Regions from separate parts of the Homo sapiens genome. Here region 1 is linked to region 2. Evidence: chromatin contacts called from ENCODE Hi-C or POLR2A ChIA-PET data. All regions are on one chromosome and are shown on one strand. The core of a region is the stretch at or near the end of the contact, and the rest is flanking DNA. Distances in the headings are between cores, read along the strand shown. Region 1 holds the start of LINC02944 (long intergenic non-protein coding RNA 2944). Region 2 has its middle 9.7 kb from the start of EMX2.

Region 1 (3,047 bases), core at 115-2,614, 690 kb after region 2:
CTTTGTGGCACATGCCTGTAATCACAGCTACTCAGGGGGCTGAGGCAGGAGAATCTCTTGAACCTGGGAGGCGGAGGTTGCAGTGAGCCAAGATCGTGCCATTGCACTCCAGCCTGGGCAAAAAGAGCGAAACTCTGTCTCAAAAAAAAAAAAAAGGAGAAGCTTCTGAAATTCCAGGAGCATACAACTTCCCCCCTTATCTATGGGGGATACATTCTTCCAAGACCCCAGTGGATGCCTGAAACTGCAATAGTACCAAACCCTACATATACTATGCATGAATTTCTTTTTTTCCTTACCATTCATGGGTAAGCTGGTCCAAGTGCAGTGGTGTTTACAACTAATTGATCACAATTCGTGGGTAGAAGTTTCCTTCTTACTGTAGATCTTAAAGATGTCAGCATACAATTTTTTTCTTTCCTTATTAAGCTGATAACTTTCACCTTTTCACTTCAAGGATGCATTTTATGGCTTCTTTTTTGGCATATGCAAATTGCCAGCATCATTACTCTCATGCTTTGAGGCCATTATATAACAAAATGAGGGTTACTTGAACACAAGCACTGGGAAACGGTGACAGTCTATGTGATAACTGAGATGGCTACCGTGTGACTGACAGGAAGGTAGCTTAGACAGTGTGGATATGCTGGACAAAGAGAAGATTCCCCTCCCAGGTGGGACAGAGGATGAGAGATTTCAGCATGCAACTGAGAATGGCATGCAATTTAAAACTTATGAATTATTTCTGAAATTTTCCATTTAATTTTTTGGGGCCACAACTGACCACAGGTAAATGAAACCACAGAAAACAAAACCTCAGCTAAGAAAGAGCTAATGTATTTAATTTTAACATTATATCAATGACCCAACTGTGCAACGTAAAATGTCTTTATTTTCTGATACTTGTATTACTTTCTGGTAATAAAACGTCCTTTCAGTATTTTAGAAGAACGAGTCACATTTCGCACATAGTAGTAGACACTTAATAGATGTTTGTTGAAACATTCGTAGATAAGTGGGTAGATACACACTGACATTTAACGATGTGCCTTAATTCAGCTTTAAGTGCTAATGTTTATTAACGGTGATGCGTAAATACAACAGCACACATTCTGATTTAGGCTCGTCCACTGAAAATGTCCCCCTACTTCCAAAACGTAAACCGGTACCATTTAAGGATCGAAATGAAAACAACGTAATAGTGAAGTTGTCTTGGAGGAATTGCTGGAGGACGCCTTTGATACCTTTATGGAGAATGAATGGGAAGCCTTTGCGTGTGGCTGACACAAATGGTTGTCACACGCCATCTAGTGGCCATCCGTGAAACTGTGCATATGCCGTGGGAAACGCTTTTGGAACAAGTTGGATTGCTCCGAATTTCAGTGCCTATCGGGCAGCCAGTGAACATTTGTCCATCTTTAAGGCATTAAACTGAGAAGAACCACTGAGGAAAGCATGCCACAGTCTTTCCCAAAATCCCTGTGTCTTAAGGAACAACCAAGAAGTTAACTGGTCAGGGAAAAGATTTCTTTTGGAACACAGGTAAGCAAAACCAAGACGCCATCGGAGACACCCTTGCCTGCAACGGTTGTGGTATAAAGCAAGGTAAGTAGCGTGATATTCACTGCTTTTTGTCCCACAGAAGCCATCGCTGTGTGCGGAAATCCATGACCTGGCCATGACTTCTACAACCCGGAGGACTTGCCTGGCATTACCGAAAAGCACAGGGGAAAGATTCTGTGGCAGGTGCCGCATTTCATCCAGCTCACTCCGTGCTAGTTCCTAAGACATCTTAATTCTTACACATATGCATAATCGTGATATTTTGCCATGAATAACAATATATTTCACAATTATCAACCATTTTAATTTTTAGCTTTCTAACCTCGGACTACTATAATAAAAAGAAATAATAAATCCAAAAGTAGTAGTGGAAAAAATAAGTATCTCCAGGTTTGTTCCTGTAAAGTTAATTAGTTCAAAACAGAGTGAGGACTCTAAGAGTTTGGGGTTTTTTTGTGTGTGTGTGTTAAGTATCAGCATTAAGTATCTTCAAGACAATTCAAAGTAAGATGATAAGTCACTAGGTTGTAAATTTCACAAAAAATCATTAAATACACTGTGTCGGACTACAGCGGAACAGTGGGAAGAACATTCAGTATTTGAGAGTAAACAACTCAAATTAAGTTGTTTAGGAATCTCACAGACAGGAAAATTTTTCCTCTCTGGTTTTCCATGGTAGCATGTTTACAGTACTTGAAAAATGTTGCTTTCAAGTCATGTTAACTGCTTCTTAAGACCATCAAATAAGAAATGATATAGCTTATTAGTTCCAAAATAGAAAATCCTATAACATCATTTCCTCTTCATGTTAAGGTTAACTTCCATTATAAATATATGCTTTCAGTATAAAATGCTCGACCTCAAAAGATACCAGCTTTTGCGTTTTGAACTATAATCGTGATCCATAAATGGTGATAGAGCTTCAGCTACATCTCAAACATTTATGTTCCACTCTCTTTATCAAAGAGCGATTTATTTTCAGAGAAACATTTATCAATTTAAGGTGTCTGAAATATTCATTTTTTAAAAAGGGCTATAAACAAGTAGCAAGATGAATAATCTGGTTTTCTGTGGGTTAAGTTACATATCAAAAAATCCTAAAATTTTTCATCATTTTGATGCACTATTCTTAATTTTTAAAAACTCATTGTCTGAAAGCAAGACAGATATTTTAATGCTAATATGTAAAAATAAACCGGATTTACGGTCTTGGGTCTCTGTCGTTGCCTATATATCTAGATGTCTACAAAAATATTCCAGATTTTCTGCTTTTCTTAATCTCAAATGTTCAAAATGACTACATTTTCTAGAATATTTACCTATTAGCTGATGTTATTGTTAAAAAGAAAATCAGACTAATTTTGGCAGTATTGTGCCTTACTACAAATCCTGTCTTTACTGTGAGAGTGGAGAAAAATAAAATTTGCAGAATTCCAGTCTCTAGCCATTGGCATTTTCCGGGCTTTCTTGTTTTCTATATATTG
Region 2 (2,877 bases), core at 92-2,591:
TTCCACTCACCTTCCAAAACCCGGAATACCTCAAACACCGAGCTCATTCTTAAACATTCTTAAAATTCAGATGGTCTGTCCAGAAAAAAAAAAAAATTCCGTCTTAACAGAAGGTTTACTTCTGCCGAAATTATATACTTTATACTTTTTAAGTACAAGAAAACGGGGCTGGTGGTGAAGATTTTTCTTTTTTTGGGTAAATGTCCTATGTAGTGTAACAGCAATAAAATCATCACAGAATACTATTAGCTTTGAAAAAAAAACTAAAAGCTTTATTACAAACCAAGCTTTGAAAATAGGGGGGATTAGGCGGCTGAAAGGGTCCCACAATGGTAAGAAGAAAAGGTTTCATGCTAATGAGGTTAATGCCCTTTGTATCTCAGGCCTCCACATCTTCATTACGCGCTATCTCCGGCTGCACGGAGCGGCTCAGAGAGCCGCAATCCACTCCAACGCCCCCCTTCCCGGCCCAAAGAAGGATTTGATAGCAGCTCTGTTCAAACTAGATAATTATATCTTTTCAAGTCGGAATTAAGATAAAGAAAGTGAAGCAGAGGCGGCTCGCCTTGATCCACTGCAAACAAATTTGGCGCACTTTCGAGTCCTTCCTCCGCCTCAAAAAGGCAGGACAGTCAGCTTATTAGCCGCTCGTTTGCTTTATTAATTCATCTATTTAAAGTGGCAGGATTAGAGTGTCTAATGTGGACGCGGGCTGCCGTGGCGCTGAGGAATATAAATATTTGCGAGATGCCATCCCACGATGACTATCTGGGAGTGGGGCGCGGGGCAGGGTGCGCGTGTGCCCTGCCTCTGCGTTCCCTTCGCAGTGCGCGCGTGCTGAGCTGAGCAGGGGGTTGTAGGAGCCATGAGCCGCAGGTCTATGTGCCCCTTCGTGCTATATGGGTGCCAGCCCTGGATGCTCCCGGGCAGGGCTCAATGGGCATCGTGGGTCAGATTCTGCGCTCCTTCTGGGACACGGAGAACTGTATGCACGTTGCCATTGGGTCCTGCCTGGGACCCCTAATGGGGATGTAGGATACAAGTTTGATCCATGTTCCGTTTCCTTGTTAATTACTTGTGGACCTTCCCTGTGGGACCCCTTGGCCAAGCGCATGTTCGGGAGAGGCACGGGTTCTCCGTTTGCGCTGCCCTGAGAGGGTCAAACGGAATCTACCAAGCGCGTGTGCCGCGGCTACGTTCTCCTGCGAAGTACACATGGGTTCCGTGTGCGTTTCTCGCGGAGGCGCCAGAAAGTCCTAGGGTGAGAGAAGCCTTCGACCTCCGAACTTCCTGGCTCTCGTTCTGGGTGTTCAGTGCTCCAAGCTCCCTCTGGCTCTGCTCCTGGCAGGCAAGCCGAGCAGGAGCTGGCGCATTGGCTGCGGCCCGGAACCTGCCGGGCCACTTTTGTGCGAGGGGCGGATTGTGGCAGCCTGAGAGCCGCGCCAGGCGGGCCAGGCAGAAAGGGGGCTCCGGCCTGCGCTCGGCTTTGGAAACCTCGGCTCCTCCCCGTCCCCGCCTCGAGTCGCAGGAAACAAAGTCTGGGACGCGCAGGCCGGCTGGGGAGGGACTCTGGCTGCTCGGAGGCCTGGCCCGGGGCCCCACTCCGTGGTGGGGGTTTTAGGGCTGGTCCAAGTCGGTGTAAGGCTGGCAGGGTGAGGGTCTGTTCTTGTGTGTTTGTATAGGGTGAGAGCACTAGTTTGTGGTATAATGGCATTTGTGTGGATTGTGGAATAGAATTGTGTGTCTCAGCTAGGACTTTAGTCAATTTGTGTCAGTTCTAATTGTTTGAATAAGTTAAAGGCTGGAGAGGCTGGGGCTACTTATGTAGATTTGGTCAAGATGTCTAGCTGTCCTTGTGCGTCTAGATTGTTTTGAGTTAGGGCCAGCACGTGCAGTTGTGAGGCTGCAGAGTGCCTATGACGGTGTGGAAATGCAGTTTATTGAATGTGTGTGCCGCGGTCTGGTTGCACTGTGTATCTGCGAATTCGTCTGGAGTTGCACATCTCAGAAGATGGGGGTGGCCTCGGTGTGTGTGGCTTGCGGGGACGTTTCTCGGTGTTTGGATGGGGGTCCCTGTGATGGATGTCCATGCCCAGCCCTAGGGCAACATCTGTGTGTCTTGGGATCGAGGCGTGTGTGTCTAGTGAGGAGGCTTGGGCTGGGGTGTCGTTCCAGCAGCGCCCCACTAACTCCGGAGTTTGGCAAACAACAGCCGTTTTGTGTAACTGCGCATTTTTCTAGACCAGTCTTTATTATTCCAGCAATCAGCGCTGGAATTACTGGGGCGCCGCCTAGAAGCAACCGCCGGCGGGGCGGCAGAGGATGCCGGCCTCCAGCGTCGGGGGACCGCGCCCGAAAGCCGGGCTGCTTTGTGGGGCCTCTCGCGCCTCGCCCGCAGCTTCCGGCCCGCGCCCTCCGCTCGACCGCCGATTTTCTCGCCCCAGCCAGCCCCGTAGCCAGAGGAAAGTGGGAGTTTTGAGAACCCTCTGACCCCAGCCGTGACCCCTCTCCGGGAGGTGGCTTCTCCCGCAGGACCCGGTGCGCCAGAAAACTCTAGGCGGCGCCACGCTTGGAAGCGCAAGGTCCATTCATCAGCCGCGCCCCAGCGTCTAATTGGCCTTTTGTTTATTAGTGTCTGTTGCCCGGCTGGGAGTCTCCGGAGGGCCCCGGAGCTGCGAGTCGGGGTGCCAGAAGCGGACGGCGGGCCAGCGCCCAGAGCTGGGGTCCGGGTAGGGCAGAGGCGCGTCGCACTCCTCTGAGGGGGCGCCAGAGCGCGCCAAAGATCACGCCCACGTGCGGAGATGCGCGCATGGAGGCTGGACTCCAAGTGCTGGAGCCTGGTCCTCCCGGCTGCTAACGCCCCAGGCTTCGCCCCTG

Evidence for each region. Hi-C counts contacts between places; a loop is a spot of excess contacts on that map. ChIA-PET counts read pairs that join two places held with the same protein, here RNA polymerase II (POLR2A). Pooled maps may share reads with other maps.
Region 1: a loop to region 2 is called in a map of uterus, with 2.8 times the contacts of the local background. The contact joins the promoter of LINC02944 here to the enhancer-like site in region 2. A Hi-C loop is called at or near these places in 10 of 168 maps with a recorded cell type or tissue (GM23248, HAP-1, HepG2 and 7 more), 5 of 37 single-sample maps with no recorded cell type and 7 of 50 pooled maps. POLR2A ChIA-PET finds 5 or more read pairs at or near these places in 1 of 52 experiments (H1).

Annotation. Positions count from the first base shown.
Region 1 is chr10:118,240,141-118,243,187 of GRCh38, forward strand. It overlaps LINC02944 (long intergenic non-protein coding RNA 2944), which reads left to right and starts at 1,365. Exons shown (of 5, transcript XR_946349.3): 1 at 1,365-1,542; 2 at 1,643-1,746.
Region 2 is chr10:117,550,988-117,553,864 of GRCh38, forward strand. No RefSeq gene overlaps it. Among named protein-coding and RNA genes, the nearest start is that of EMX2, 9.7 kb to the left of the region's middle. RefSeq lists enhancers at 1-46, 1-960, 905-1,696. Within about 2 kb of position 1,342, at least 3 of the 41 ENCODE cell types and tissues checked have a DNase peak (open chromatin) inside an H3K27ac peak, as active enhancers do; they include dorsolateral prefrontal cortex and uterus, where a contact is called at or near this core.